2 separate regions of the Homo sapiens genome follow, and region 2 is linked to region 1. A link is a loop called in an ENCODE intact Hi-C map of the cell type or tissue named here. Cell type or tissue: PC-3. All regions are shown on one strand. Each heading gives the region's core, and the rest is flanking DNA. Links, peaks and the distances in the headings are about the cores only.

The links. A loop is a pair of places that touch in the nucleus more often than their neighbours do. Peaks named below come from ENCODE experiments on the same cell type or tissue, not always from the same donor. Only the 100,000 strongest peaks of a DNase experiment are listed, where the experiment ranks them.
Region 2: it touches region 1 in a loop (15-fold over the local background); 5 of 110 quality-filtered maps call a loop at or near these places.

What each region holds. Positions count from the first base shown.
Region 1 is chr1:85,304,997-85,312,978 of GRCh38, forward strand. No RefSeq gene overlaps it. Among named protein-coding and RNA genes, the nearest start is that of BCL10, 32 kb to the left of the region's middle. RefSeq lists an enhancer at 3,190-3,690. In PC-3, for the core only: a CTCF peak has its summit at 3,351 (motif pointing right); a DNase peak (open chromatin) is centred at 3,335; H3K4me3 peaks cover 469 bases; H3K27ac peaks cover 462 bases.
Region 2 is chr1:85,846,540-85,854,521 of GRCh38, forward strand. It overlaps COL24A1 (collagen type XXIV alpha 1 chain), which reads right to left. Exons shown (of 60, transcript NM_152890.7): 38 at 2,814-2,867; 39 at 1,126-1,233. Among named protein-coding and RNA genes, the nearest start is that of ZNHIT6, 140 kb to the left of the region's middle. In PC-3, for the core only: a CTCF peak has its summit at 3,998; a DNase peak (open chromatin) is centred at 3,852; H3K4me3 peaks cover 504 bases; H3K27ac peaks cover 2,260 bases.

The DNA.
Region 1 (7,982 bases), core at 1,244-6,243:
GGCACTGCTCAGGGAATTGCCTTGATGCTGTGTTTGCATGAAAAGCACACATATTAACTTAGATTGTGATAAAAAATACCAAAAAATTCTCATATGGTTATATTTATACTTTACATAAGTGTGAGAACTGTCCATCACGATAATGATTATTATCATCACTTGGGACAGCTTGGGAACTCATGGAGGTCACAGCTGTTTAACATCCCTCCAAGCTTCCCTTTGGTGCTACCACAGTAATGGGCCAAGCAAGTAAATGACAGAGCCAGGATTTGAGAGCAGCTCTGATTCTAGGTCCCACATCTTCATTGCTACCCAGTACGGTCTCTGTGAGCTGGCAGAAAACTTGGCTAACCAGAGGTTTGCTTTTCCCTCCCACCTGAGGAGCTGGGGGTTGCTGTGCTCCCTAAGCTTCTGTGAAAGCTCTGTACCTACCCAACAGCTTCTCTTCACTTGCCTGTGACTCTCCGTGGGGCCTTCGTTATTTTATTTTATTTTATTTTTTTGAGACAGAATCTCGCTCTGTCACCCAGGCTGGAGTGCAGTGGCGCGATCTTGGCTTACTGCAACGTCTGCCTCCAGGGTTCAAGCGATTCCTCTACCTCAGCCTCCCAAGTAGCTGGGACTACAGGCACGCACCACCACGCCTGGCTAATTTTTTGTATTTTAGTAGAGACGGGGTTTCACCATGTTGGCCAGGATGGTCTTGCTCTTCTGACCATATGATCTGCCCACCTCAGCCTCCCAAAGTGCTGGAATTACAGGCATGAACTACCGCACCTGGCCCATTGTTAATATTTTTACAAGCAAAACTGAGGCACAGAAACCCAAAAGGTAGATTTCTCTTTCTTGCATTTTCTGAGCAGCAGAGACTTTTTAGTAGGTAAGTACAATTAAGTCGAGCCGGATCTCTTCACTCTGCTCCAGATTGTTCTGGAAACCTGTCTCCCAGCATTAGGGCAGCTCTCCAGTCAGCCCAGCAGGCTTGCTAGGTGTGACAGAGTCCACCTAATCAGAACTTTTTTTTTCTTGTTTTTACCTCCAGTAGGAAGAAATCAGAACTTTCATCCTCCCCTGGAAGGGCCCAAGGTGCTGTCATAGTCTCCTGACAGACAGCAGTAATTGTACAGCCTTCCTGGCTTTCCCCCCAAGGAGTCCTATTGGTTTTGACAGTTTCTGGATAACTGTGGTGACAGGCAGCAAGATTGGAATTTTACAAAGGTTTCTCAAATCTGTTTGAAGAGAATATCAGGATACCAGTTTGTAAAAGCCTGTCTCTGATCCTGACCACAGGTAAGAGTAACTCTTAGTTAGCTCCAAATGAGAATCTGAGCCCGCCCCATCTCTGGGGAGACAGCTGGCTGGCTTCATTCTCTCCCTCACTGATGGGTCTATTCATCTCTGGGTCACCAAATATTTACTGAGCACCAACTATGTGTCAAACATCATACTTAGCACTGGGGATGCAGTGACCTACTTGGCTCCTAACTCTAGGAGCTCACTGTCCTCTATAAAGGACATAGATGTATAATGAGACAACTACTATATGGCTTGGTGCAATCTCGGCTCACTGCAACCTCCGCCTCCCGGATTCAAGTGATCCACCTGCCTCAGCCTCCCAACTAACTGAGATTACAAGTGTGCACCACCATGGCCGACTGCTTTTTGCATTTTTAGTAGAGACAGGGTTTCGCCATGTTGCTAGGCTGGTCTCGAACTCCTGACCTCAAGTGATCCACCTGCCTTGGCCTCCCAAAGTGCTGAGATTACAGGCATGAGCCACTGTGCCTGGCCTGTATTTTCTTTATATTGGACCCAGGTATGTGCATTTGTTCATTTGTCCATTTTTGCAGTTTTAAAACATCCTGAGCACTTACCATTTCCTGTGTTAGTTCTTGTGCTAGATACCAGGATCTTGTGCTAGAAAAGGCTGTTTCTGCCCTCAGCCTCTACTGTCTAGTGGGAGAGCAGCCTGGCACAAGCAACCAGAAGGTAGCGTGGCCGACAGGTGCTGCTACTGCCAACTGGGAGGGCAATTGCATGTGTGCACTTGACTGGGCCATGGGGTGCCCAGATACTTGATTAAGGTGATTTTGTGTGTGTCTATGAGGGTGTTTCTGGTTAAGATCACCTGTGAATGAGTGGACTGAGGAAAACAGAGCCCTCCCACTCCCAGTGTGAGTGGACTTTATTGTCTGTTGAAGGCCTGAATAGACTGAGAGGCTGAGTAAGGATGGATTTTCTTTCTCTGCCTGGCTGCCTTTGGGCTGAGACATTGGTCTTCCTCTGCAATCAGATTTGAACTGGAACTTACACCATCATCTCTCCTGGATCTGCAGTGTGTTGACGGCAGATCTGGGACTTGTCAACCTCTATAATCCCATGAGCCAATTCCTTATATTAAGTCATATATATTGCATATATAGTAATTCATATATATGAGATATATATTTTTTCTATTGGTTCTGGTTCTGTTTCTCTGGAGAACTCAGAGTAATACACTAAGCAATGGTGGGAGTCCGTGGGAGCCCTGAAATGTCTTGCGAATTGAACAAGAGTGCACTTGCAAATTCTTTACGCATTTGAAGCCTAGACTAGGGCAATGAGGACTGAGTAAGACTGCAGAAGGGTCTAGCTGGCCTCCTCCCCACCCCTCTCCTCTCTCCTCCTCTGTCCTCTGCTTCCCTCCCTTCCTTTCTCCTTCCCTCCTCTCCCCTCACTTCCCCTCGCTTCCCTTCCCTTGTCCTCCCCTCCCCATTGCCGTTCCTCCCTTTCTTCTCCCTTTCTCTCCCCTTGCCTTCCATGCCTACTGTAGGCTCTCATTATTCTTAGATTCTTTCTTTTCCCCTGAAACACCTGCTACCAGGTAAGGGTCAGATGAACGTATTTCACACTAAGATATAAATAACTAATTAGAGTGTTGCTACCCATACCTCAACCCTAGAGCTTGGTGATTTTTTTTTTTTCCAAAAAGGGAACAATCCCTTAGCTAAAGAGCCGCTGCTCCAGGGGAGGAAACGTAGGCTTGGGCCCAGAGATAGGTGGCAGCAGGGGTTTCTGGCCACGAAGCCTTCAGGCCTTCCCAGGTCCCAGCGTGTGTGGATCTTAAAACACCCCCTGCCAAGGGCTTTGATTCCAATTTTGGTTTCAGCTAATTGGTTTCAGCTGAGGTGGGAGAGGCCACGCCTCAGGATCTGCCTAGGCCAGGACTGGGAATGGGTCTCCCAGGTGACTCCGCGGGCCCATAGGCAGGCAGATCCTGGGAAGACGCCCTTTACTCAGTAAGGAGGGCCCAGGCGTCCAAAGCCCACCAGGGGGCAGCGGCGGCATTCTTAGCCCCACTTCTCCGCGCTCAAAGGCCGGCTGAGAAAACGCGAGTGACTACCCGAGGGCGCTGTTACTCCACAATTTTTCTGCAAAAGCTAAGGTCGGCAAACATGGATATTCGGATTTCCATTGTTTTTGAGGCTAAATCAAAAGATGCCTCTGGGGAAAAGGGGCAACATGCACTGTCGGATCGGCATTCATATGGAAAAACAGAGGTAGGAAACATTTTATACATTTTGAAGATACTTTGATGTGCAGTAATTTTGAAACTTTCGTAGGGCACCTGTTTTTCAATGGGCGGTGTAGAGTAATGCTGCCAAACACAGAGTTTGAGCCCTAGTACCACACCCACTAGCGGTGTGACTTTTCCTGGTGACTGAGTCTCTCTGGGCCTCAGTTTTGCATAGGGGACTTGTTCCGCCCCTCCTTGTCCTAGGTGTAAATGCTGCGTTGGTGTTGCACTCATAGGCTCACCTGGCCAAGGACCAGCTTCTGTCTATATTACTCTCAAACTTGCCACTTGGAGCATATTTCATTCTCATCCCCTTTGCCTTCACACTGCTATTCACCCCAGTTCAGAAGGGCAGAGCAATGGCCAAAATGTAAGACTGGGGTTGGGACTGTGAGAAGAAAGGAACAATTGCCAGTTAGCAAATTATTATAATGGCCACGTGGGCTCCAGGGCTGACATAATGAGGAGCTTGGTATGTGTGGTAATTACACACACTTGAGTTGAGTCTTAGGAAAACATATAAAAGAAACGTTATTTTCTTTTTTTCTAAAGGCTATGAAGGTAAGAAGCATTCCATAAGCAATTATTATGCAGCACTATTTCAAGGGTTGGGCTCTGTCAATGAGTTTTAACCACTAAAGAAAAGGAATTCTAATTGGGGGCGAAGGTAGTTTTAGGAATGGCAGCTTCGGAGTTTTGTACTGACAGGTGCTGGTGAAAAGCTGATTAATCCCATTCAATACTATAATAGGCTACATTTGTATAGCACTGCATAGAGTACCAAGTACTTTTATATAAATCCTCTCATTTGATGTTCCCAACCACCCTTTGAGATATGAAGAGGACAAAGAGAATTATTGCTGTCATTTTAAAAACCAGCTTTATTGAGATATAATTCATATACCAAACACTTCACCCATTTAAAATGTGCAATTCAATGATTTTATGCACGTTCACAGATATATGCAACGATAACCACATCAATTTTCATCACCACAAAAAGAACCCTCTACCCTTAGTTATCACTCCCTTTTCCTCCCTCTCCTCCCTCCTTGCACCCTCCCCTCCAAAGCAATCACTATTCTATTTTCTGTCTCTACAGATTTACTTATCCTGGACATTTCATATAATATGTGGTCTTTTGTGACTGGCTTCTTTCACTTAGCATAATGTTTTCAAGGTTTATTCATGTTGAAGCATGTTCAGTACTTCATTCCTTTTTACACCTGAATAATATCCCGTTGTATGGATATTTTTGTTCATCTCTTCATCAGTTGGCATCCATTTCATTTATCCATTCATTAGTTGGTATACACGGGTTGTTTGCACCCTTTGGTTATTTTAAATAATTGCTGTAAACATTCATGTACAAGCCTTGGTGGGGGCATATGCTTTCATTTCTCTTAGGTATATTCCAGGGAGTGGAATTGCTGGATCATATGGTAACTCAATGTGTAGGTGTTTGAGGAACTGCCAGAGTGTTTTCCACAGTGGCTACATTTGACATTCTCATTAGGAGGGTATGATTTCTCCACCTCCTTACCAATGTTTGCTATTACCTGACTCTGATTCTAGCCATTCTAGTGGGTATGACGTGATATCTCATTGTGATTTTGATGTGCACATCCCCGATGACTGATGATGTCAAACATCTTTCTCATGTGGCTGTTGGCCATTTGTATATCTTCTTTGGAAAAATGTCTCTGATCCTTTGCCTGTTTTCAAACTGTCTTTTCTATTATCAAGCTGTAAGAGTTCATTATGTATTTTAGATAGAAGTCCCTTATCAGATATATAATTTGCAAATGTTTTCTCTGGTTCAGTGGGTTATCTTTTCAGTTGTTTGTTTTTTAAGAGATGGGATCTCACTTTGTCACCCAGGCTGGAGTGCAATGGTGAGATCATAGCTTACTGCAGCCTCGAACTCCTGGGCTCAAGGGATCCTCCTGCCTCACCCTCCCGAGAAGCTGAGACTATAGGTGTGCACTACCGTGCCTGTCTTTCCTTTTCTTGACAGTGTCTTTTGAAGCACAAGTTTTAAATTTTGATGTTGTTCAATTTAGTTTTTCTTTTGTTGCTTGTGCTTTTGGTGTCATATGTAAGTGGCAATTCTGAGGTTATGAAAATTTATCACTAAGTTTTCTTCTGAGTTTTATATTTTAGCTCTTATATTTAGGTCTTTGATTCATTTTGAGTTACTTTTTGTATATGGTGTGAAGAAAGGATCCAACTTCATTCATTCTTTTGCTGGATATGTGGGTATCCAGTTGTCCCAGCAGCAGTTGAGAAGACTGTCCTTTCCCCTCTGAATAGTCGTGGTACCCTTGTTGAAAATCAGTTGACCATAGAGACATGGACTTATTTCTGGACTTTCAATTCTATTCCATTCATCTATATGTTTATCTTTACGCCAGTACTGCATGGTCTTGATTACTGTTGCTTTTAAAGTTTTGAAATTGGGAGTGCGAGTCCCCCAAGCTTATTCTTCTTTTCAATATTGTTTTGGCTATTTGAGGCCCCTTGTAATTCCATGTGAAATTTAGAATCAGCCTGTCAGTTTCTACAAAGCAGCCAGCTGGGATTCTAATTGGGCTTGCATTTAATCGGTTTATCAACTTGAGGAGTGTTGTCATCCTAACAATATTAAGTCTTCTAATACATGAACATAAGCAGTTTTTCCATCTATTTAGATATTTAACTTCTTTCAACAATGTTTTGTAATTATCGGAGAATAAGTTTTGGACTTTTACTAAATTTATTGCTAAGTGTTTTATTCTTTCGGATGCAATTATAAATGGAATTGTTTTCTTAATCTTATTTTTGGATTTGTTCACTGCAAATGTGTAGAAACACAATTTTTAATATATTGATCTTTTATCTTAAAATCTTGCTGAATTCTTTTTTTTTTTTTTTGAGATGAGGTCTCACTCTGTCACCCAGATTGGAGTGCAGTGGTGTGATCTCGGCTCACTGCAACCTCTGCCTCTTGGGCTGAAGCCATCCTCCCACCTCAGCCCCCCAAATAGCTTGGACCACAGGCGTGCGCCATCATGCCAGGCTAATTTTTTGTATTTTTAGTAGAGATGGGGTTTCACTATGTTGCCCAGGCTGGTCTCGAAACCTGAGCTCAGATGATCCGCTCACCTCGGCCTCCCAAAGTGCTGGGATTATAGGCGTGAGCCACCGTGCCCAGCCTCATTTATTAATTTTAATATATTTTTAGTGGATTTCTTAGGATTTTCCATATAGACAAGCATGTTAAATAGAGATAGTTTTACCTCTTCCTCTCTGATCTGGATGCCTACAATTTAGCCTTTACCTCCAAGGAATCTACCAATTTCCTCTCTATTGCCTTTCACCACAACCACAACTGTTTTTGAGAGCACACTTAGACTTGAACTTCACACTCTGTTGCAAATGAAGTCAGTTCTCTAGGGAGGGATTCAGAGCTCTTCCTTCCACGGCCTGATTGTGCCCCTGGGGAAAATCTCTGAGCCATCCTCTGCGGGATTGAGGGCAGGGAAAATATGGTTCACTTCTCTCTGAATGACAACCTTGTTTTTGTTTCTCAGTGCCAGGTAGAGAGGAGGCAACAGACTCAGGTCTTTTTGGTTTGCTTCTCTGGGTTAGAACTCCTGCCCCATGAGCCAAGGCAAGGACATTCAGGCTCCCTGTATCATATTGGTACCATGCTCTCAGAGTGGAGCCTCTGTCCCCTGAGAGTTCGGGCTTGGAGGAAGAAAAGAGACCCTCCTGGCAACACTCACCCAGAACTTAGTCTCAGCATTAGGTCATGAGTGGGAATGGCAGGATAAGCAATGCTGACATCCTGTCTCTCCCCAGGAAGACTGACTTTCAATTAGGATCTGTGGAGAAAAGGAGCCTTGTGTTCTTAGCTCTACCCTAAGGTGTGGAGCTTCTGCCTCACTGAGCTGTGAGCGGGGAGGAAGGGTGTGGGTCTTGGGTCAAAATCACTGATTCACTGATCTTACCAAGTTTTAATAGATTTTCTTGAATAAATGTTTCTTCATTTGCTATGTACATTTATGACCATTTCCAGAGACTTTAAATATTTATTTATTTTTATTATTATACTTTAAGTTCTGGGGTACATGTGCAGAATGTGCAGGTTTGTTACATAGGTATACGTGTGCCATGGTGGTTTGCTGCACCCATCAACCTGTCATCTACATTGGGTCTTTCTCCTAATGCTGTCCTTCCCCCACCCCCCGACCCAACAGGCCCTGGTATGTGATGTTCCCCTCCCTGTGTCCATGTGTTTTCATTGTTCAACTTCCACTTATGTGTGAGAACATGTGGTGTTTGGTTTTCTGTTTTTGTGTTAGTTTGTTGAGAATGATGGTTTCCAGCTTCATCCATGTCCCTGCAAAGGACATGAATTCATCCTGTTTTATGGCCACATAGT
Region 2 (7,982 bases), core at 1,639-6,638, 540 kb after region 1:
TCAATAAGAAAAAGGCAACAATCTAATGTGCAGTATATATGAACAGGCAACTTCCATAAGAAAAAAGTGCAATTGGGAAAGTGTAAATAGAAAAAATGCAATACACATTCTCACTTATCAGATTGGCAAACATCAAAAGAAGTAATATGAAATGTTGATGGTGGGAGTGCAAATTTGATGAAACCTCTTGGGAAGGTAGGTTGGGAACGTGTCAAATTAAAAAATTAATAACATTATAAAATGTTTTTGTATACAGGTCAAAGACAGAGAAATGCTAGTAATTTAAATGAAAGAAAGTAAGAAAGGCCTAGATCCCAGTAAGGAATAGAATACCGAAAATAAGCCTGAGGCAAACTTTCCTCAGACAACAAATGGATTATGCAATGATCTCTAAAAAGCCTTAGTGAAAAGTCTAGCACTTGTGACATTTAAATGGAGACTACACTAAATGGAAATACGCATGCATTTTGTAAAAAAGCCTATGAAACAGAAGACTCAATTAGATAATCTTTTAAATATTTTGCATCTCTTTCATGCTGACTTTCAGAACAGGTCTAAATACATTCGCAATATAATTTTCCTAATATAAGAGTTCATAAGTATCATGCTACACTTGTTCCTAACATCATGCAAAGTTCCTGAGAAAGATGAAAGATAAAATTAGATGTTAGATTTATCACAATTGGTTAGAAAAATAATATCCAAATAAAGCAGGTTTGTTTCCAACCAGAGAAAGAAAATCCATTTCAAGTAAACCTAATTTTCAAAGCAATTTGTCAACCATGACAGCATAGTTTTATACAGATACTAAATCCCAATTTTAAGTGCTGGCCATATAAAATTTCCTAGTTTGGTTAGGAGTTATAATCTTACTTTTTAAAACCTCATTTCATATTTTATTTCCATTTTCATTTTTTTCTCTTTCCTTTTTCATGTCCAGAAACCACTAAGCCGTTTAAGTACTGTGGAATGCTTACAATTCTCCACATCCCATGGAGGTAGATTATTTTCAATGGAACTATTGCTTTGTCTGTAAAGCTAATCAAGGGATGAAACTTTAAGGGCATGGATACGTTTCTTTCCCATCCACAGTGACTCAATTCTGGAAGCAAGTCAAATACTGACCACAGCACCTCTAGTTCCTCTGGCACCCTTAGGACCACTTTTCCCAATTTTTCCAGGAGGACCTCTGCTTCCAACTTCTCCTGTGGGTCCTATTTGTCCTTTATCACCCTGTGGATGACATTATTAAGAGAGAAAAGCAAGAAAAAAATTTATACTTAGATTAATTAACTATATCATATTCCTGAATAGCTCCTGAGGATTATCTGGTTAACAGTATTACAGATCACTATTAACAACAATAACATACCATCACTATATAAGTTATTTTAAAAATAAAAGTAATTTTGGAAAAAGATAAAATAAAAATTTTGACCAAACAAGCAGGGGGCATCTGGTGCTCATGTTGAATCCAAATAACCGTTTTTTACTTTTGAATTTTGCTATATATGTATGTAAGTATGCATGTATGTGTTGTTACTATAAGAAATCATAAGCTCTTTGGAAAGTCTGTTTCTATAGAGAATTTCAATGCAACAAGGTCTGTTCAATACAAAAAGAGCTCCAGTGTGCAGTTCTGTACATTCAGGATCATCACTCATTGGCTTGGAGTATGCCTTGAAAAATCTGCAACATTTTTACATCACTTTACATCTTTCAGAAAACTAATTATCTTCTGTTTTCTATTAGACACACTGACCTTTCTTTTTTGTTGTTGTTTTTTTTGAGACCAAGTCTCACTATATCACCTAGGCTGGAATGCAGTGGCAAGATCTCAGTTCACTGCAACCTCTGCCTCCTGGATTCAAGCGATTCTCCTGCCTCAGCCTCCCAAGTAGCTGGGATTACAGGCACCCATCAACACGTCCAGTTAATTTTTGTAGTTTTAGCAGAGACAGGGTTTCACCATGTTGGCCAGGCTGGTTTCGATCTCCTGACTTCAAGCGATCCGCCCACCTCGGCCTCCCAAAGTGCTGGGATTACAGGTGTGAGCCACTGCGCCCAGCCAACAAACTGACCTTTCTTTAGCACCAAAATATAGCTGTTCTTAAACAACATTGTGTTATTCTTCATTTTCCTAAGTGAGAACCAACCTGTTCTATTATTGATAAACAAGAAGATACAAAGAAAAACTACTGTGAACACAGTTGGACAGGAAATTTTTGGGATTCATAACAGCTAAGAGGCTTTATTTTATTTTTCCAGGGGTGCAGGTTGTTATTATACAAAGACTTGCACTGTCTCACTATGAATGTTGATTTTAGTAAAATATTTTTAGTAAAATATAAAGTAAGCAAATAAAAATATTCTTGATTTGTAGTTCTTCATATATGGAAAAAATAAAACCAACTTAGAAAAACACATTGACAACAAATAATTATAGTTACATTCTCTTCCCTCAAATACTTTACTAAAGTTGTCATTGAAAAGCACAAATGGTATAGTATTTTCCTTTTATCTTTCTTCTTGCCCATGGTCTACTAAAAGAATTTTTGGCAAACAAGAGAAAGAAGGAAAAGCCAAGATTTTTTACAAACTACAAAATGGAAAATTTGCCTTCAAATAATCACGATAATAAGTACTCCTAACTGAAATTAAATATTAATTTATATAAATGTATCTTTTAAAGCAACATTTATAATTCTTTACTACTTTACTATCTAGTCCAAATTAAAAACATTACAGCAGTCTATGGAGTTCTGGGCACATCAGAAGAAAGAAAACCTGCATAAGAAGATGTAAAAAATTACCTTTTTTCCTGGACGACCTCTTTGCCCTGGAATTCCCACAATTCCTTCAGGTCCCTAAAATATTCAATATAAAAAAGGAAATAAATGGTTAAAGAAAAGATGAGATGGAGTATTTGAATACTTCTATCAGATAATCACTGGATTGGATTGGACGAGAAGTAAAAATGAGGGTTAATTTTCACATTATTAGGTTTGTATCATTTAAAAAGAGGTCACAATGACTTAGAGGTGTAGCTGTTATTAGCTATAAAGTTCACATGCACAAACTGGCCAAGAGAGTCTTAATTACACTGTTCATTATTCTAGGTGGAACATTACTTAGATTCAGTATACCCATTTTAATTAGAGAGAATGTAATTAAAGTTAACCCATGCCTTCTACGTCACAGGCTGTAAAACACGTTTAACTAAAATAAAAAAGTATAAACCCAAAGGCATCCATCTCAGCATTTCTATCAGCTACTGGGAGCTCAGCATCTTGTGGAAAGTACAGGACTTCTGCCTATCCAATGAAGTCTCCACACACATATGAAAGAAAGTACAGAGTATAAAATACATCTAGTACATGGTCAAGGAAAATTTCAATGTGTCTAGTACGTGGTCAAAGAAAATCTCAAAATCTCACTGGAGTAGAAAGAGTTAAAGAGATATTCGTTGATCTGTGGGAAAAAAAGAAGGAAATACAGAGAGAAAAAGGAGGTAATCATATAAAACTTAAAAATAATATTTTCATTTCAATTTGTCCTTTGTGTAGCTAAAAGTATATTAAAAGTTTTCAATATACACTTTTTTTTAAGTAAAAGTGGGGCACTATATGAATTTTCAGGTAAACAATGGTTAGGCTTAAGTGAGTTCCACAGTAAGCCAGGTTGCAAGTTCTAAAATGGCTAATAATTAATCACAACATTCCCTGCATTCGCTGGAAATGAAAATAGAAATCTCAAATTTGTGTCCCAAAAGCTTGGCAAATTGCAAAAATGATGTAGACAAGAAATAACTTGTGGTTTACCACTGTGCTATGTAGGCTCTAGATAAATATTTGTTGAACGAATAAACAGATACCTAAGGAAATGACTCATACCCTATGCTCCTGAGAAAATGCTCTTCTAGCCTCAGAAAATCACTGAATTTAGAGGCCAAAGCTGTTGTGCTCTATTGCTGTAGTTATAGCTGCATCCAGAGGTAGAAATGGTAGTTGCACTAACCTGAGGACTTCTTTGAAGTTAATGAGGCCTTTCAAAAAGAGGCTGATTAATCTTCATAGAGATTAAAGGTGTGAGCTTTTAAAAGTCAGACTGCTCCCATTTCATATTCTGGCTCTGGCACCTAACACCTACCTATACAGCCGTAGGTAGATTATTTAATTTCTAAAGGCCTCAGATTCCTGTTAAATAAAAGAGGTATAAAAGAACATCTTCAAAGACTAAGAGCAAATAAGAGAATGCATGTAAACTTTAGAAAGGACTAGACTTATGATGAAGAGCTCAAAATATGCTAGTCGTTATTAACTTCTGCTGTTTATTAAAAGTGTATTACACAATATTTAAGTACATGTAAAGATGTTAAAAGGTACAATGAAAGCCCGTTTACCTACATCTACTTTAAGAAATAGAACCAATATATGTGTATGTCTATGTGTGTGTGTGTGTGTATATATATATATATATATCTACATATATATATACATATAATTGAAGCCCCACATTAAACATATACTTATCCAAACTCATCACCCTTTTTCCCTACTCAGGTGCAATCATTGTCTTGAATTTTATTGTTCCTACACATTTCTTAATAATTTTACTCCATTTGTATCCCCAAGTAATATGTATTTTGTATCTTTAAAAATTTTTAAAAAGCAGTATCATACTTTATGTGTTCTCCTGAAACTTCTTTTTAACACATTTTTGTTTTGAAATTACTGTGTCTTTAATTCATTTACTTAAAAAAATGCTACAGGATTCCATGTTATTATCAAACCACAACTTAAGTATTTTTCCCGTTGGTTAATGTTTTGGTGGCTTTCTTTTGCTATTACAGACAATGCTGGAATAAACACTCTGTACTTGTCTCTATGTGCTCATGTCAAGAGTTTTTATAGGGTATGTACCCTGGAATTGAATTGCTGGGTTGTAGGATACATGCATCTTCAAGCATATCAGATATTGTCAAATTGTTCTCCAAAGTGATTTTGCCAATTTACATCCTCAATGGCAATGTTTAAGAGTTCCACTTACTTCATATTTCCTATAATGCTTGATCGTATGAGACTTAAAATGGGTGCAGAATGATGTTATCATTTCAATTTATGTTATTGGTTATTATGGAAAAACGTATAGCTACTCATAAAGTTATCGGACATCTATATCTCTATGTGAATTTCTGGTTCCTATCTTGTGCCCGTTATTCTACTGGGCTGTCTTATTTAGTTACATGTATATGTTTTTATACATACTTATATTTTGTTCATTCCATATATCACAAATCTCTTCTCCCAGCTTGTATCTTATTTTCTCACCTTGTTTATTACGACTTTGGACTAACACAAGTTTGCAATTTTAATGCAGTCAAAGTCATTAATATTTTCTTTCTGTTTCTTTTAGTGCTTTGTTTTAAGAAATCTTTACTGCTTCCCCTTTCCTTATAAGGTCATAAAATATTATCTTAAATGTTCTCCCAAGAGTTTTAAGATTTTGATTTTAACAGTTAAGCCTTTAATCAATTGGAATGTAATTTTGCGGGGTGTGTGTTTGTGTGTGTGCGCGCACGTGCGCATTTGTGTGAGGGAGAGTATTTTTTTTTTCATTTGGATAACCAATTGTACTGGTATCATTTATTAAATTGTTCATTTCCTTATAGATCTGTAGTGCATAATCAATTTATCAAAAATCAAGTTTCAAAATATACTTATATCTGATTCTACATTATCTTCAATTTCCATTGGTCTGTTTGTTTATTTGTGAATGAGTATGGCACTAACTAACTTAATTACTCTAGCTTCAATAATAAGTTATATCAGATAGGTCAGATTCTCTCTTCCACCTCCTCCACAACCATCCCACCTCTGCACAACTTATTCTTTAAAGTTGTCTTAATATTGGCCCTTTGGTTTTCCACACAAATTTTTAAATCACTTTTTATCAATCAAGTTTTATTAAAAATCCCATTGGGATTTTGGTTGAAATTGTATTAAGTGTATTCATTAATATAGGAGAAGATTGATAATTTTATAATATTGAGTTTTCCTATCATGAATATAAAATAACTGTCCATTTATTTAGTTCTTTAATAAATGATTATAATTTCTTTAATTGCAAAAATTTTCCACACCATTTTTACAAATATTTTGTTTAGATGTATTGCTAGGTACTTAATTTTGTGGCTAATTGTGTTGGAAATTGCATTTAAAAATATCTAACTGCTCATTGCTGGTGAAAAAGAATGGAACCTATTTTTGTATATTACTTTTATTTATTTATTTAGAGACATTGTCTTGCTATGTTGCCCAGGCGGGACTTGAACTCCTAGGATCAAGCAATCCACTCACCTCAGCCTCTCGAGTTACTGGAAGTACAGGCGCATGCCACAGTAACCACAGTATTATGTTTTATTTTTTCTATCTAACTTTTATTTTAGGTTCAAGGGGTACATGTGCAGGTTTGTTATGTGGATAAATTATGTGTCACATGGATTTGGTGTACAGATAATTTTGTCACCTAGGTAATTGGCATAATATCTGATAGGCAGTTTTTCAGTCCTCACCCTCCTCCCACCCTTCACTCTCAAGTAGGTCCTGATGTTAATTGTTCCTTTCTTTGTGTCCATGTGTACTCAAGGTTTAGCTCCAACTTAAAGAGAACATGTGGTATTTGGTTTTCTGTTCCCACATTAATTTGCTTAGGATAATGGCCTCCAGCTGCATCCATGTTGCTGGTTAAGGACATGATCTTGTTCTTTTTCTATGGCTGCATAGGATTCCATGGTGTATACATACCACTTTTTTTTTTATCCAGTCCACTGTTGATGGAGATCTAGGCTGATTCCATGTCTTTGCTATTGTGAATGGTGCTGCGCTGAAGATAAATGCGCATGCATCTTTATGGTAGAACAGTTTATATTCCTTTGGGTATATACCCAGTAATGGGACTGCTGGGTTGAATGGTAGTTCTTTTAAAGTTCTTTGAGAAATCTCCAGACTATTTTCCACAGTGGCTGAGCTAATTTACATTCCCACTAGCAGTGTATAAGTGTTCACTTTTCTCTGCAACTTCACCAGCATGTTATTTTTTGACTTTTTAATAAAAGCCATTCTGACTGGTATGAGATGGTATCTCATTGTGGTTTTGATTTGCATTTCTCTAATGATTAGCAACATTGAGCATTTTTTCATCTACTTGATGGCCAAATGTATGTCTTTTTTTGAGAAGTGTATGTTCAAGTCCTTTACCCATTTTTAATGGGTTTGTTTGTTTTTTGCTTATTGATTTAAGTTCTTTATAGATTCTGGATATTAGACCTTTGTTGGATGCATAATTTGCAAAAACTATCTCCTGTTCTTAGGTTGTCTGTTTACTCTTTTGACAGTTTCTTTTGCTGTGCAGAAACTCTTTAGTTTAATTAGGTTCATTTGTCAAGTTTTGTTTTTGATGCAATTGCTTTTGGAATCTTTGTCATGAAGTCTTTGCAAGGGCTGATGTCCAGAATAGTATTCCCTAAGTTCTCTTCTAAGGTTTTTATAGTTTTAGGTTTTATATTTAAGCATTTAATCCATCTTAAATTGATTTTTGCATGTGGTAAAAGGTAGGGGTCCAGCTTCAATCTTCTGCATATGGCTAGCCAGTTATCCCAGCACCATCTACTGAATAGGGTAAACTTTCCCCATTGCTTGTTATTATCGGCTTTGTCAAAGGTCAGATAGCTGTAGTTGTGTGGCTTTATTTCTCGGTTCTCTAACCTGTTTCATTGGTCTGTGTAACTGTTTTTGTACCAGTACAATATTGTTTTAGTTACTGTAGCCTTGTAGTATAGTTTGAAGTCAGGTACTTGTGATGCCTCCAGCTCTATTCTTCTTGCTTAGGATTACTTTGGCTACTTGGGCTCTTTTTTGATTCCATAAGAATTTTAGAATGGCTTTTGCTAATGCTGTGAAAAACGTTCTTGGTAATCTGAT